Regions from separate parts of the Homo sapiens genome. Here region 1 is linked to region 2. A link is a loop called in an ENCODE intact Hi-C map of the cell type or tissue named here. Cell type or tissue: Calu3. All regions are shown on one strand.

Region 1 (8,000 bases), 810 kb after region 2:
ATAACTTTATTATTTTTTCTGTTGACCCTAACATATAACAAATGAAGACATGTGCAGATATAACATGTTAAGAAGATAAATAAAACATCAACACTCATGTTAACACTGCAAATACACATGAGAGCTTTATACTAAGACGGCCATCTCCTCCCTCTGACTTATATTTTCCTGAAGGACATTTACATAGCATAAATATTTTAAAGACTTTTGGCTATTTGATGACACCTTGAACATATACTTTGAATCTAAGGGAAAGGAGAGTCATATTTATCTCCTTTCTAAAACAATTCAAATGTGATGTGTCCCTATTTGCTAAGCTGAAAGTAAGATGAAGTCAAATAAATGGAAAATCAAATATTTTTAAACTTCTAGGAGCTTTTTGTTTGCTTTTTTGTTATTTTAATAAGAGAAACAAAGTAAAACATGTAAAAACACAAACTCTCACCCAGCATCCTCTTACGAAATACCCAATTTTCAAATAAGCAGTACTATTTGCTCTATTTATTACTGGTCTTTAAGAGAAATAGACCTAAAAAAGAACATCTTGGAAGGCTAGTGTACTTTCATAATTCCCTGAGAAGCTCAGTGATTATGAGTAATGTGAACCAGAGTTCAATATTCTTACCCTTGGAATCAGGAAAAAGAAAGTCCTTTAAAAGATCAAGATCTTTGATAGCAGTAACAAGAACTAAATTTGCCAGGGGTAGAGCCGTCCTCTTACCAATTTCAGGCAAGAAGCAATCTTTTCTTGAGTAGCGAAAGGCAAGCCAACTAAAGAAAAAATCTGTGTGACTTCAATTACATAAAATTGACTAGATGGTTAAAAAACAATACTTTCACAGAATTTTTTCTTTCTGTAAAACTTTACTTGTATGTTGGTTCTTATTTCATTCAGAGATATATTAAGAGCAAATGAAATTGTGAAATTATTTTCAAATACACAAAAAAAGCTCCCCCACGACAACTTTTTCTCAATTGCCTCTTTTGCCTTTCCTCAGTTTTATAGTCTTCAGTGGGTCTCCCTCATTGCTCCATATTCCTAAGCCAACAGGAAGAATTTCTTTCAGACCCTTAAGCCTTGTGTCTGTTACCATAGAGACAGGCATCACAAAGTAGCTGCTCAGGAACATCCTCATGGAAATACAATAAGAATCCTATGGGTTTTACAGGAATTTCCAGCGCTACCAGTGAGCAGAAATTATATCTTTCCCTAGAAAAAAAATGTGGGGATTTTAGTTGCACATTATGGAACTATGGAGATTGTAATATTTGGTGGTAAATTCAGAATCCCTCAGCTTTATGCTTAGAATTTGATTATAGTTTCTCCTATGACATGAAAAAAAATCCCTTCTCATATCCCTATGTTCAGGAAAATATAAATAACTCATTGCTAATTCTTAAATTTAGCATGTCTTATCAATCATTTACTAAAACCCTTAACTGTTCTTTTATAGTGCAGTGCATTTGTTTTATCTTGATCCCTTCTAGAACATATTTGATCAAGAACACACTCATAATGTTATAAAAGTAAGTCTCTAAAACTGCAATTCCAAAGCTGCTGAGAGAGTCTATAAACCCACGAAGAGAGAAGAGGGTAGCTGCAAGAAGAAAATTCCACTCACTTTACCTTGTTTTCCATTGACTTTCACCCTTTCTGTAAGTCTACTGAAATCATACACTAACGGAAAAGCAGCAATAAAAATAACAGAATCCTACCAAATAGGTAAATTCAGCAAGATTAATGGAGTCAAACTAGGCAGATATTATATATAAGTCAATGATTGCAGAGACTTCAATTTTTTATGGAAACATTAAATAAACATTCCTCAACAAGTAAATTATCTCAATAGACTAACAGCCAAATGAAACCATCTTTATCTGTTAGGCTGCATATTTGAACTACTTTTCCAAGTCTCTAGTACTTAAGTAGTATGGGTGGTTACAATTTCTGTTTATGGTATAGAACTGTTATTTAACTGTTACATTGCTTGTTTAGATACTTGAGTCAATAAGCAAAAAACAAAATTTCTTTATAGTCTAGAGATGAGGTGAGCAAACTTTTCCTATCGAGGGCCAGATAGTAAATATTCCTGCTTTGTGGCCCACATGGTCTCTGTCATAAGTACTCAACTGTGTTTTAGCATGAAAGGAGTCCTATATAGCATATAAACAAATAAATGGGTGTGGCTGTCTTCCAAATAAACTATAGACTCTTAAATTGAAATTTTATATAATCTCATGTGTCAGAAATATTCTTGAAATGAAACAATTCAGAAACGTGAAAACCATTTTAAATGACTGGTCAAACAGTAATAGATGTGACAATGTGGACTATCATTTACTGACCCCTAGCCTGGATGATGCGAGTGGAGTAGTAGAGACCCTCAGAGAAATAAATGTCTAAAAAAAAGAACATGTTTTTAAAAGAAATGATTGGACTCACAGATTCTTAGTTAAAAATTATCTCAGACATCTTCTTCAATTTCCATTTAGTGCAGAAACTCCATTCTTAGCACTGAACACTTTAGGAATAAGGAGTGCAGTGTCTCACAAAGTAATCAATTCTCTGCTCACAACATTAACTGGAAGAATACTTTTCCATTGCTACCAAAGAGGTGCAAGTGAGTCTAAACCCTCTTCTGCATTATAGCACATCGAATATTTGAAATCAGCTTAATTTTCTCTACTTTTTTCCTTCAAGTATTCTTCAACTTTTCACTTTTCTAGTACTTTCCATGCCCCTCAAATGTTATAGTTTGTAGGACCTTTTAGCATTCAGACACTTTTCACTGAACATACCCCCAAATGTTAAGGTTCCTCTTAGATCATGGTGTCCTTCTAAAATATGTATATATTACCACATATAATATATACATATACCATACCTATCATATATATACACACACACACCATTATATCATATATATCCTTCTAAAATTCGTTCTCATTTTTTTCATTTCCTTTTTCAGGATACATGTCTAACAATATTACTTTGTTTCATTGTATTTTGATGTCATATGAATTATGACTGATAATAATGATGACCAACAAAATCAGTAAGATTTATTCAATTAATTATTACTAAGCTTTAACTCTCTCATGTCCTGTACTTGCCAGATTGATTTTATGAACCTTAGCTTAGGATGTTATACTTATTCCTATTACAATTATTCTCTTTGACCTCACCACAGTTTTTAGGTGGTCATAATCCTTTGGTACCCTAATAGTTCAATGTATTTGTTCTGCTTCCCAGATAGACAGGCTATCTGGATCGTCCTTCAGTTTTTGGACATTAATATTTCACAGGCCAAGTAGGTTCAAGAACAGAGACATAAGGCACATTACAGAAGATTAGGTTCAAGTCAGATGGAACCAATTTTATAGAACTATGCTATAGTCCTGTGAAAGGCCCTCTTCCTGGTTTACTGTGATTCATTAATTGATACATCACAGGCAGGGTCATTTAGCCAGCTGATTTATTGACCAGACTCTTATGTCAAACAGCAAATATTTCTCCATTTTCACCATATGGGCATCATAAAAATCTTTACCAAAGTCCATGCTATAATCAAGATAACTAGCCATATTACATACTTTTCAGATAACATTGGAGAATCACAGCATATATTATCTTTGCACTCTTTCTAAACCATCTCACCTTCTTCAGGAATTGTCAGTTACTCCCAGTGAAGAAAAAATATTGCATATTTTTCTGGAAAAATATTTCCAGTTTTAAGTAATTATTTACTCTCCACAATCTAATTATGGACTTTCCTTCCTATTTTTCACTTTAGTTTATTAACTCCAGGACCAACTAAAATATTGTCGTGGCTTTCTCTTTTTAAACAGTTCTGACTTTTTTTTTTTTCCAAAGCGTGTGTGTGTGTGTGTGTGTGTGTATGCACATGCTTAAGTGGTTTGTTTTTATTTGCTTTTTCCTTCTTAAAAGATGGATTATATGAGAATGGGAGGATAATAGGATGGAGCAAGCTTCTCAGGCAAAACATTTCAAAGCATATTTCTTAACCGATAGTGTCTTCCCCTGCTCATCTTTCTGAAGAGCAACACCTGAGAGGCAGCTACTCTAGCTCATGTGGGAAATTTCACTTGACAGTCTTATCACAAAAAGAGAAATAAGGGAGATTTTTTTACTTAAAAAATAATGATGCTCAATAAAATTTTTACCTAAAAGAGATAAATAATTGTTTTAGAATATAAATGCCTTAGAGAAAACAATCTGAGTTTGAGAGAATTGGGGAAAACTCACATAGATTTATAAAAGTCACTAATTCTGGATTTAAAAATATATTAAAATGTTTGCAGTCTATTTCATTGTGTCCCACTTCTCTTTCACACCTTCTATTTTTATGCATTTCTCCTTCATCGTTTTTTCTTCCTTAAAGCACTTCAGAAGACACAGGATTAAGCAATTGGGATTTGAAGACTTCACGTGGTCTCATCACTCTGCAGGCTGACCCTGTTTTAGAGCAAGAAATATTGGCAGACATTTCCAGCTCTTACAATGCATTTATCAATAAGGGTTTGCCTGCTCTTCAGGTGCGTGGCATATAGACTTTACGATTTCATTAATAATCAACAGCTGGTGCCACCTAGCGTCTGTCCAATCCATTCATCAGTGGGACCAAATACAGAGCACTTTCTAACCGCAAATGAAGCAAGCCTAAACTATAAACTAAAAAATACAAAAACACAGTTTGGGGATTCCAGTGGCTGATTTAAAGTACGCTATCTTCATTGAAAAAGAAAAACCTTCTTTTAAAAGTAACTATGGTAACAAGAGAGTGAGGCTAGAAGGAAGCTCACATTTTTTCGAAGGAGACAATTCACAAAAGGAGAGTCCTACTAAAGATGCAGTGTAAAAGAGTTTTTACAGTCTTGAATGGTCACTTAAAACGGTTATAAAAAGTTGAAAAGTAACATTGGCCAAAGAGGGCTGTATTTTAAACAACAGTATAGACAGAGCTGAATTTTCTCAACCAACCACAAAATAACCCTGTAGCATTTGGATGCAAAATTCTGTCAGTCTTTGAGCTTCCCAAAGATTAACCAAGTTCTGTAACACACTATACAAAAGCATCTACAGTACTTAAAAGTATTAAACGGAAATAATCAGAGTGCCTGAACCACATTATAAAAAAAAATTCTTTGCTGCTAAAATGATACATCTAGAAAACTATTTTCTTTCCTGCTGTATATATGAATTATGAATGATATTCAACCACGGTAATGTATGCTTCAAGGTTAAAAAGTAGTCATCCAAATCCTTGACTATTTTTCAAAACAGAAGTTAGCAATTATTTTGGAGAAATCCTAGTGTAATTAGCCCACCACTTGCTAATTAATTTACTGATATTTAAATACATGTTGTTTTTAACTCACCCTTTCTAAGAGGAATACGTAATTGAAAACCATGGACTAACATTCAGAAAAAAAGTTACATAACAGCCAATAGTGTTCCTTAACCAGACTGACTGGGATATTACAATTACTACAGAAAAGGCACAGCACATACGAGTAGCACTGTGTACACTGAAAGGTCATATTAGATGTACATATATGATAGTCTATTAACTTGGATGATTTAGCTCCTCAGGCTATGGAGGAGACTGGGTAGAGAGCCGAAAGATTCTGTATTACATAGACAGTTAATAATCAGGCTTTTCACACTTAGGAAAATCTATTTCTATATTATTTAACATCTGTTTTAAACAATCACTTGTTAAATGTTTGAATGTTTTATTTGCTTGTTACCCTAGTGGTGATAAAGATTATTTCAATATGTTCAGTCTGATTACAGTCACTGACAGATCCCCATGACAGCATGTGAAGATAGGTTATAGAAACGATGCATAGTTTATACAAAAAGCATAAATTGCTCCCCTTTCTCCAAAAACTTTATTTTTGGAGCCAAATACTGTCCATGCTCATGCTCCATTTGCTTAAAAGTACTTATAATTATAATCCACTGATTGTAGGGGAAAGAAATATTGCAAAACAGAGAAAGGGTTCTAAAAATCGTACGCAGGCAAGAAAGAATGTAAGACAAAACTCATTAAAGGGCAAAATAAATAAATAAATAAATAAATAAATAAATAAATGCTCACATTTTCAATAATTTATCACTTCTGTCATTTTTCATTAACAGCCTTCAAAGCCCTATCTGAAACAAGCTGATACAGAGAAATTAAGAGCAGTAATCAAGCGAGAAATCATAGACCAGCTGGGTCGACATCAACTTGGCAAAACGTGAATACAGTTCAATAGCTGAAACAGATGCTAGAGTTGTTGAAAAACCCTGCAGGAGATATTGATATATTTTCTTCATATAATGCAGAATGACTGAATAAATGTCAAAAGCTAGAAATTGATGAGGAGAAATGACTGACAGCCAAACTCCTTATAAAATAGAAACCAAGTATAACAATTTTCAACCTATCCAAACATTCTGTACATTCTCATTTCTCTCACTGTCTGAATATGCCAATACATCAATCAGTTCTTGCAACTAAATTGCATATAACTAATCTGGGGTAGATTTCCCCGAAGATTTTTTTCCCCCTGTCATCATCTACCTGAAGAAACCTAGACTCCTGAACAATACTTTATTCTAAAATCTTCTAACACTGATTTCTATCCCAGAAGTGTTTTCCTGAGGTTGGAGGCAAGCACACCCCCTCCCCAAAATCTAACGCAGCACAAGGCAATTTTAAAATCCATTCTGTAAAAGCAACACTGTTTGCAGAGTTTGAAGAGCTCGGCAACAAACCCCAGCTACCAACAGCTGCTTGTTCAAACATATGCTTTGTCATGGCCAGCTTCTAATTGTATTTGTAATGATGTAATAGCTTTAATAATCCTACCTTCCATGCCAGCTGTTTTTCCTGTCACTCCATCATGCCAATAAGTTGGCTGCTGTAACAAATCAAGATAGTGCAAAACAGCATCTTTCTCCTGATTCTGTCATCTTCCTGAAAGCATTCTATTACTGCCGACTGCTGGGAACCAGAAAGTCTATTTGAATTCCAACAGCTCCCCTTTCGCATGATTCAAGTTAGGTTAGGTGGGCATGCCTAACATGATTCTTTCAGTCATTTATTATGCAGCTGCTACAACGTCGGTGTGGTAACCACTCTGACTATCTGATACGTCAGTCGAACAAAACCTATACCTCGGAGCAAACACATGAGCCAGAGCAGCGTTTGCATTTAACGAGCATTCTTCCTGCCTAAAAAACAGTGGATCTGCAAATCTCTTTCAGTATCTACTCGCTCTTCTGTACAGATGCAAAGCCTTTGGATTAGATTATTTTCCTAAGTGTAACAATAGTAGAGTTCCTCGCCAAACATCATATTATTCACACTGAAATTTTGGCTGATTTTTACTTATCTTCACAGCCTTTTAAGGGTAAAAACTCTCTTCTGAATTGTACTTTTGCAATAAGATGTTGTGTGCTCAGCTCCACATTTCTGCGTTGTAAAATATAGCATGCACTTTCTCAAATGGAATTTGCCTCTTGTGACTCTATAGCAAATTTTCAAATAAGAGGATATTTCAAGAAAATATTATTTATTTTGCACACTGGAGATATTTAAAGTCTGGCACCCTGTATGCTTCTCCCAAGGGTAGACTTTATACTTGATATTTTGACTTTAGATGAGTGATTTCTTCACAAAGTAAGAAATTAGATTAGCTGAATCTCTTACACAACTTCTTTAACAAGTAAATAAATGCTATTCAGGAAAATGCATTTTGTATTTTAAAAATACTAATCGTGAATCAGTATTTGTTAAAAGAAACTGTAATTGTTATCAATTATACCGTATAATTTTCTCTAAAACTTCCAAGTTTGCCTGTCTTGGGGGCACTTATGGTTTGAAATTATAACACAAGAAAGTTTAAGTGTTTTCATGAGAAAAATTAATAAAATCATATGTTTCCTCTCAGATTTGTATTAGGTATTTAGTTTGTTAGGAAAGCTA
Region 2 (8,000 bases):
TAACATTAATAGGAACAAAACTATAATTATTCTTTGTTGGTATTAAAGAAGAAATAATTTTGGAGGTAAGATTTTCCAACTTTGCTGTATTTTTAAAAATCACCTTTCTTCTTCAGAGTTTTCCGAAGTGAGAAGACATTTTAATTCCATATTACTATACAGGCACTTTCCTGACCCTAAATCCCCAACCATTTGAAGATGACCTACTATTCATCTTCCAAGGCTCAGTTCAAGATGCACATCATCTGTGAAGGTTTTCTTGATCAACCTCTCTCTACTCTTCCCCTTTCAACTTTCCTTCTGGGAAAACTTGTCCCTCTCTGCTTGTTTCCACATGGCATTTGCTTTAAAAAAAAATCGAGTAATAGAATACAAATTCAATTTGCATCAAATAGATCTTATAAAAATATCAAATGAAATTCAGTATAAATCCTATTAGTTCTAAAAATATTTTTAGGACTTTGAGATGCATTGACTACATGGCAATTATTATATTTTTGGAATTACAGAATATTATTAAAGGGGAAATCCTATTTAACCAAAAGAAAACAAGCTAATATTTAGATAAATAGTTCCCTCTCCAAATCAAGATAGTTTGTATACACACACACAACACATACACGTTTGTATAGTGTAAGTGTGTCTCCCTCTGTGGAAGGGGGGAAGATAGGGCCACATGATTGTCTTGTATTTTGTAATATGTGTGATACGTGTGTGTTTGTGTGTATGTTTAAGTTGCTTTAAATGTAAAGTAAATGTGCATTTAAAAATATACTGAGCTGAGGGCCAGGCGTGGCGGCTCATGCCTGTAATTCCAGCACTTTGAGAGGCCGAGGCGGGCAGTTCACTTGAGGTCAGGAGTTCAGGACCAACCTGGCCACCATGACGAAACCCCGTCTCTACTAAAAATACAAAAATTAGCCAGCTGTGGTGGTGGGCACCTGTAATCCCAGCTACTCGGGAGGCTGAGGCAGGAGAATTGCTTGAACCAGGGAGGCAGAAGTTGCAGTGAGCCAAGATTGTGCCACTACATTCCAGCCTGGGCAACAGAACGAGACTCAGTCTCAAAAAAGAAAAAAAAATAACATAGCTATATATGTGTGTGTAAATCAGGCACCACAGGTTTTAATCCCTAATTTTTATCTTTCTGGTATTTTCTTGGGTAAATTAATTTCTTCGATCTTCAGCGACTTCTTGCTTTAAATTGTAAAAATTTAAAAGCTGTTATCAAACTGGTCCTGAAGTAAAAACATACTGTAAACCAAAAATAAAAGGCTAACTCCCCCTCCAAAGGGACTTCCTCCTCAGCCAGGGCTCTTAAAATTTAACCTGAAAGACTGGTTCAGGCCAAGAAGGGAAGTGGGGGTCAGACATGCCTCATTATACCTCTCTGACACTTACATCAACACAGACTTTAAGTCTGATAAGAAGCACTCTACAGCCTCTTCTCTCTGAAGCCTGCTAGCTAAAAGCTTCATCTACATGATAAAACTTTGGTATCCACAATGTCTTATCTCAACCCAAACATTCCTTTCTATTGATCCCAGGTCTTTAGACAAACTCAACCAATTGTCAACCAGAAAATGTTTAAATTTACCTACAGCCTGGAAGCCCCCACCCCCACCCAGTTGTCCTGCCTTTCTGGACCAAACCAATGTATTTCTTTTTTTTTTTTTTTTTTTTAATTTTATTTTTTTCAGACGGAGTCTCGCTCTGTTGCCCAAGCTGGAGTGCAGTGACACAATCTTGGCTCACTGCAACCTCCGCCTCCCAGGTTCACACCATTCTCCTGCCTCAGCCTCCCGAGTAGCTGGGACTACAGGCGCCTGCCGCCACGTCTGGCTAATTTTTTTTCCCTATTTTTCATAGAGACGGGGTTTCACTGTTTCAGCCAGGATGGTCTCGATCTCCTGACCTTGTGATCCGCCCGACTCAGCCTCCCAAAGTGCTGGGATTACAGGTGTGAGCCACCGCGCCAGGTCAAACCAATGTATTTCTTAAATGTACTTGATTGATGTCTCATGCCTCCCTAAAATGTGTAAAACCAAGCTGCACCCCAACCACCTTGGGCACATGTCGTCAGGACTTCCTGAGGCTGTGTCACAGGCGCGCGAATTCCACCTTGGCAAAAATCAACTTTTTTTTTTTTTTTTTTTTTTTTTTTTTTTTTTTTTGAGACAAAGTCTCATTCTATCACCCAGGCTGGAGTGCAGTGGCACAATCTCACTGCAACCCCCGCCTCCTGGGGACAAGCAATTCTCGTGCCTCAGCCTCCCGAGTACCTAGGATTAGGCAAAATCAACTTTCTAAATTAACTGAGACCTGTCTCAGATTTTCTGGGTCTACAATACAAATGCTTTTTAAAAATTACTTGTAAATATGTTTACTTACCTCTCTAATTAAAGAGGTTTTGACCCAAGATACAAAAACTGAGATCAGCTTTGCTTATATTGTGGCTTTCATATTCCAATTACATTAGTCTATTCATCTAGCAATCAAATTAAATAAAATCTAAAGATGTTATAATTCCCAGTTATAATAAAAAGCCTATAAACTCTTCAGTGGTTTACACAGCACCTGGAACAATGTGACAGATGACAGAGGACTCTGTCTTCAGTTAGTGGAAACTGCTATATTAACATTCCTATCAAAAATCTATTTTTCCTTATATTTGCATGGTCTCAAATGTATTTCTAGTTTTATATGTGTAATTTTAAGCACATCACTCATAAAATAATATGTTTCAGTACAGTAAAATTTAATGATTTCAGATTGCACTGAAAGGCATCTTTAAAAGATACTAAAAAATCAATTTCTGTGGCGTTTACCTTGTCCTAAAATATGCCTATTTAACATGTGCCTCAAAAGCTGAATTCTAGTCCAAGCACAAAATATTGTCCTTAAAATTGTACATCTTCTTTATTATCAATTATGGCATACCGAATTATATACTTAGTATGTTTAAAAATTCTGCTTTTTAAAATACATGCCCTTGCATACAAATTGAATGATTTAATGTTTTAAGCTATTAATGCCAAAAATGTCTGAGTTATTTGGTATTGATATTCATCTTGGCACCCATAGAATCGTTGATTGCAGTGAAGAGAATAAAACTGCTGTAAAATATTGCTTCTCTGCACAAAGTAAAACTTACCTAAAATATTTTGACGTCTGGTAGGTAGAAATGATGTTAAAATAATCTTCCTACCTTAATTTGGTATTAAATCTTAATCATTTCAAAATTCATTGGTAATATTTATTTCTAAAGTGTGACATGATTGAACAGATGTCACATTTATAAGTTTTGTTTAAATATCTTTGAGAGAAACAACCTTAAAAATTAAAAGGTAAGAAACCCCCACAAATTCTAAAATGTCAGATACTGCTACATTAGAGGAATTAGTTATAAAGCCAAGGAGTGTGAAAACACGTGGGCAAAAACTGCATGACCCAGAGGATGGGAAATAAAATGCTGCTAAGCCACAGATGCCTAAAGCCTATTTTTCATTTTCAATAAATTGAAAGTCCCTTTGAAACACACTTCTGTGCAAGAAAATCACCTTAACACAGGTTAATAGAAATATTCTCTTAAATGATAGATGAAATCCTGTCAGAGTAATAAATCTATGATCATACAATATAATATACTCAAGTTGAAAATCCTGAGTCATATATTTTAAAATCAAATGTAAAGTTTATTTAAAATGATGAAACCCAAAAGCTGCCTATGTCCTTATGATAAATAAATGTGGGTCACTAGAGGGCGCACATTCCCTTTCAGAGCTTGTCTTCAATTTGGCTTCTTTCGTTTTCTTATCTGCATAACGAAAATATGGTGACAAATGAAATTTTCATGGAAGTTTTACTTACACAGAAATATAAAATGTCCAAAGATATAGATAAAATAGTGTACAAATAATATGTAAGTAAGACACTCTCAGATGCACTGTTAAAATGCCTTCAGCCATTTTGAGGTACACACAAAAGTACCTTGAAGCCATAATACATAGAATCCCTTGAGAAAATATGTCCACAGTTTGGAGAGTCATGCTTAGTTCAAATAATTTAGTAAAATTTTCTGGATTATGTAGCAAGTAGTTTTCCTTCCCAAGTTCATTGATTTTAACTAATTTTTGAATGTTTAGTTAAATATGTGGACACTCGTACTCTAAAAATCTGCTTAAAATTATACTCCTAAATCACCTAAAGTTTTTTAAAATGCCAAACTTTCATTCAAATTTAAAGAACAGAAAAGAGACATATATATCATTTTAAGCATCTTAATCAGGTCACAGGCTTTCAAAAAGAAAACTTAATCGCTCAAGAAACCTTGTATGTTATCTGTAATAGCTTTTATTTTTGCAGATTGATCATGAATAGAAAAGTTGAAGATCTTCATTTAGTTTCAATACACAGTGAAGCACTGAGTCAAGACTCAAGAACAGGTCTGTCTGAATCCAAAGATTTCTACAACACTACATTTTTCTTTTGTTCCAAATAAACGAGAAACCCATCTTAAAAAAAAAATAAGGATAAGTCAATATAGAATTACTGTTCATTGCTACACAGTACAGTAATTTAGTGGTTTTGACTACGCTATCTTGGATTATATGAGAATTTGATTGAAGTCTCTAATATCAGGATATTAATTCTGAAATTTTTCATTAAAATATGATCCTTAGTTGTATACTTTGTACCCTAATGGCAATATAAAATAATTTATTTCCCAATTTATTATTACCTTGGAATTTCCCTTAATTTCCTAAAATCCTCAACTTTCTAATCTGATGATACAATTTCTCACATCAGAGAAAATATTAAGCATAGATGAAAAAAGTTACTACTTATTATATAATGTGGTTAAGACCATGGTGAGCTCCAAAAGTCTTGCACTTGGAAAAAAAAGTTCAATTATATGGAAATTCCACTTATTTTTGATGCTGAAAAAGACATCTAAATTTTAAAGAAATCTTTTCAGTGAAAAAGGTCTCTGTATTTAAAGATAATCAAGTGTTGCCATGGGACACTAGAGTCAATGATACTTCAGAATGTAGAACAGACATAATCTAGAATAAGTGCAGCTTCCATAGACTTTGGCAAATTCTTAAGGAGTCCCAGTCAAGCATTTTATTTCAGCTAAATAATTTGATGAAATCACCTTTAACTTATTACAACATAGCAAGGCGAGGAATTTCCGAAGGCAACACCCTAAGCTAGGCTGTCTGGGTTCAAATCCTAGCTGCGATGCTTCCTGTAAACTATGTGACCATGAGCAAGTCACTTGAAATTTCTATGACACATTGTTATCATTGGCAAAGAGTGACAATAATAAAACTTACTTCGTAATGCTATTTTAAGTGTGAAATACATTAATATGTAGCAAATACTTGGTAGAAGCCATATACATATTAGCTATTGTTATTAATATCTTCCATGATCCTTTTTTAACTGGCTTTAAGCCCTATGCCATTTCTCACTTTCTCACGTGTGAGAGTAGTCATATTTGTTTTAGTGTCTTCTTAATGACTGATAAAGTAAAAGCCACAATTGGAATAACAAGAATAAAAACTGCAAACACAGCTATAACAAAGACAATGAAACATATAAACAAAAATCAACAGCAAAATAGTCTCATTTTACCCATTAGTGCCGGAATCCCCAAAGTATGTTCTATGGGACAAATATGGTCTGCCATCTAATTTGGTAAATAAAATTTTACTGGAACTCAGTCATGCTCATTCATTTATACATTGTTTATGGCTGCTTTCTAGCTATAGCAGCAGAGTTGAGTAGTTTTAAAATAAATTTTATGATACACAAAACCTAAAATATTTACTCTCTGGCCCTTTAGAGAAAACTTTTCTTTCCCCCTTCCCAGTCTATGAAACCAAGGTAAGATGGCCTCTCTCTCCCAACTCTCAAGTGAGATCAAAATGATATGGTTCACAGTAGCCATATCATATTTCTCTCTCTCAAAAATATGCAATGGCTCCCCATGACCAGAAGGTTTAAGTCTACATGCCTTAATCTTTTATTGAATACCTTTAGTTATTATGAACTCAACCTACCTTTTCAACCTCATTCCTTACTTCTAAACTTCCTTTACTTCATACTTCTGCTGGAGGCAAACAAGAATACTTAATCCCATGTAAGTTTTGTTCGCATACAGGCTTTCCCCTGCAATGAATTGTCACTTTCCTCATCTTGAGCCCAATGCTTCCCTACTCTTTAATTATCCAGTCAGATGCTAATTTTCCCATAAGTCTTCCATGCCTCTCAAGCAGGAAGTGAACTTTTCTTCCTTAAAACTTTTCTAACATTTTATTAGTACTTCTTCATGACAGTTTATGCTGGGTGCAAGCTTCCTGAGGGAAAGCTTAGATTTACAGTTAAAGTAACTGGAGTGTTTTACATACCATAGCAATCCATTAGATATTAGTTGAGTGAATAGGAAAATTAGCATGAAAACTAATGTTGCTGTCTCTTCTTTCTTGAAATGATGTGGACTCATAATGACTACAGAAGTGTTCAAAGAAACCCACCATGCATTGGATGATGACTTGGACCCTGTGGGAGGCAATTTAAACTTTAAACTCTCTCAGTGTGAAAGGTCCTTGAGTTTAAGAGAAGTCAACATGCTTGTGGGTCTTTCAAGTTTAAATAACTTCCAACCCGGGTTCCAAAAGGATCTAGTGCAATGTGGAAAGCCATTTCAATCTGACGTGTACTTAATGCCCCACTGCCAGCATCATGACCTGTTTCAATCCATCTACTGTGTTAGTAAGCATCACTATGAACTTTAGTCAAAACAGAAGTAATACTCATTGCTTAACAAAGCCGGTTTTTAGTCAGCTAGCACTTACATAACAAAATACCATAGACTGGGTGGCTTAACCAACAGCCACTTATTTCTCGCAGTTCTATAGGCTACAATTCCAAAATTAAGGTACCAGCAGGATCAGTTCCTGGTGACAGCCTTCTTCCTGGCTTGTAGACAGCCTCTGGTATAGTTTGGATATTCGTCCCTTCCCAAATCTTATGCTGAATTGTAAACTCCAGTGCTGGAAATGGGGCCTGGTGGCAGGTGTTTGGATCATGGGAGCGGATCCCTCACGGCTTAGTGCTGTCTTTGCGATAGTGAGTTCTCCTGAGAGAACTCACTTACAAATGTGTGCCACCTCCCCCTGCACTGTCTCACTCTCCTTGTCCCATTCTTCCATGTGATGTGACTGTTTCCCCTTTGCCTTCCATCATGATTGAAAGCTTCCTGAGACCTCCCCAGAAGCAGACGCCACCATGCTTCCTCTACAGCTTGCAGAACCGTGAGCCAGTTAAATCAATTTTCATGTAAGTCACTCAGTTGCAGGTATTTCTTTATAACAGTGCAAGAACAGCCTAAGACAACCTCCTTCTTGCTGTGTCCTCCCAAGGCAGGGAGAAAGAGCCAGCAAGCTCTTTGTTGTGTCTTCTTATAAGGGCCCTAATCTCCTCAGAAGAGCCCTATCTTCATGACCTCATCTAAATCAAATTATCTTCCAAAGTCTCCATTTCCAAATTCCATCACATTGGAGATTAGAGCTTCAATATAAGAATTTAGGGAGGACACAATTCAGGCCATCCCAGCCTGGCATCATTTTTATATCTCTGTGGTAGCATAATATGTGTTCATTTGTAAAGAGACAGGTTTCTGACCAGGGAAGACTTTACTAAGAATACTCTCAGAAGATGTCAGAATAAGAATAATATATAAATGTGGTCATGGGAAGATACCATCCCTGAATTAATAATTGGAAACTCAACTTTCTCCTGGGGAAAGGAGACATTGTTTTTTAAATGTAAACGTTCTTCAAGACAAACACATGTAATATAATTTCCACAGTGTGAGGGCAAACAGGGAAGGCCATATACATTCCATTTCAGGGGTGACGAAATAGATTCTTGGGGAGATTAAGTGGCTTAAGTCACATAGTTTATGAGCAGAAGATGCACGGCCAGAACCC

The links. Hi-C counts contacts between places; a loop is a spot of excess contacts. Peaks named below come from ENCODE experiments on the same cell type or tissue, not always from the same donor. Only the 100,000 strongest peaks of a DNase experiment are listed, where the experiment ranks them.
Region 1: it touches region 2 in a loop (14-fold over the local background); 34 of 110 quality-filtered maps call a loop at or near these places.

What each region holds. Positions count from the first base shown.
Region 1 is chrX:33,332,378-33,340,377 of GRCh38, forward strand. It overlaps a transcript of DMD not described here. Among named protein-coding and RNA genes, the nearest start is that of DMD, 120 kb to the left of the region's middle. In Calu3, a CTCF peak has its summit at 5,670; a DNase peak (open chromatin) is centred at 4,584.
Region 2 is chrX:32,527,243-32,535,242 of GRCh38, forward strand. All of the region lies in intron 17 of DMD (dystrophin), which reads right to left. Among named protein-coding and RNA genes, the nearest start is that of MIR3915, 53 kb to the right of the region's middle. In Calu3, a CTCF peak has its summit at 3,784 (motif pointing right); no DNase peak of the experiment used is centred here.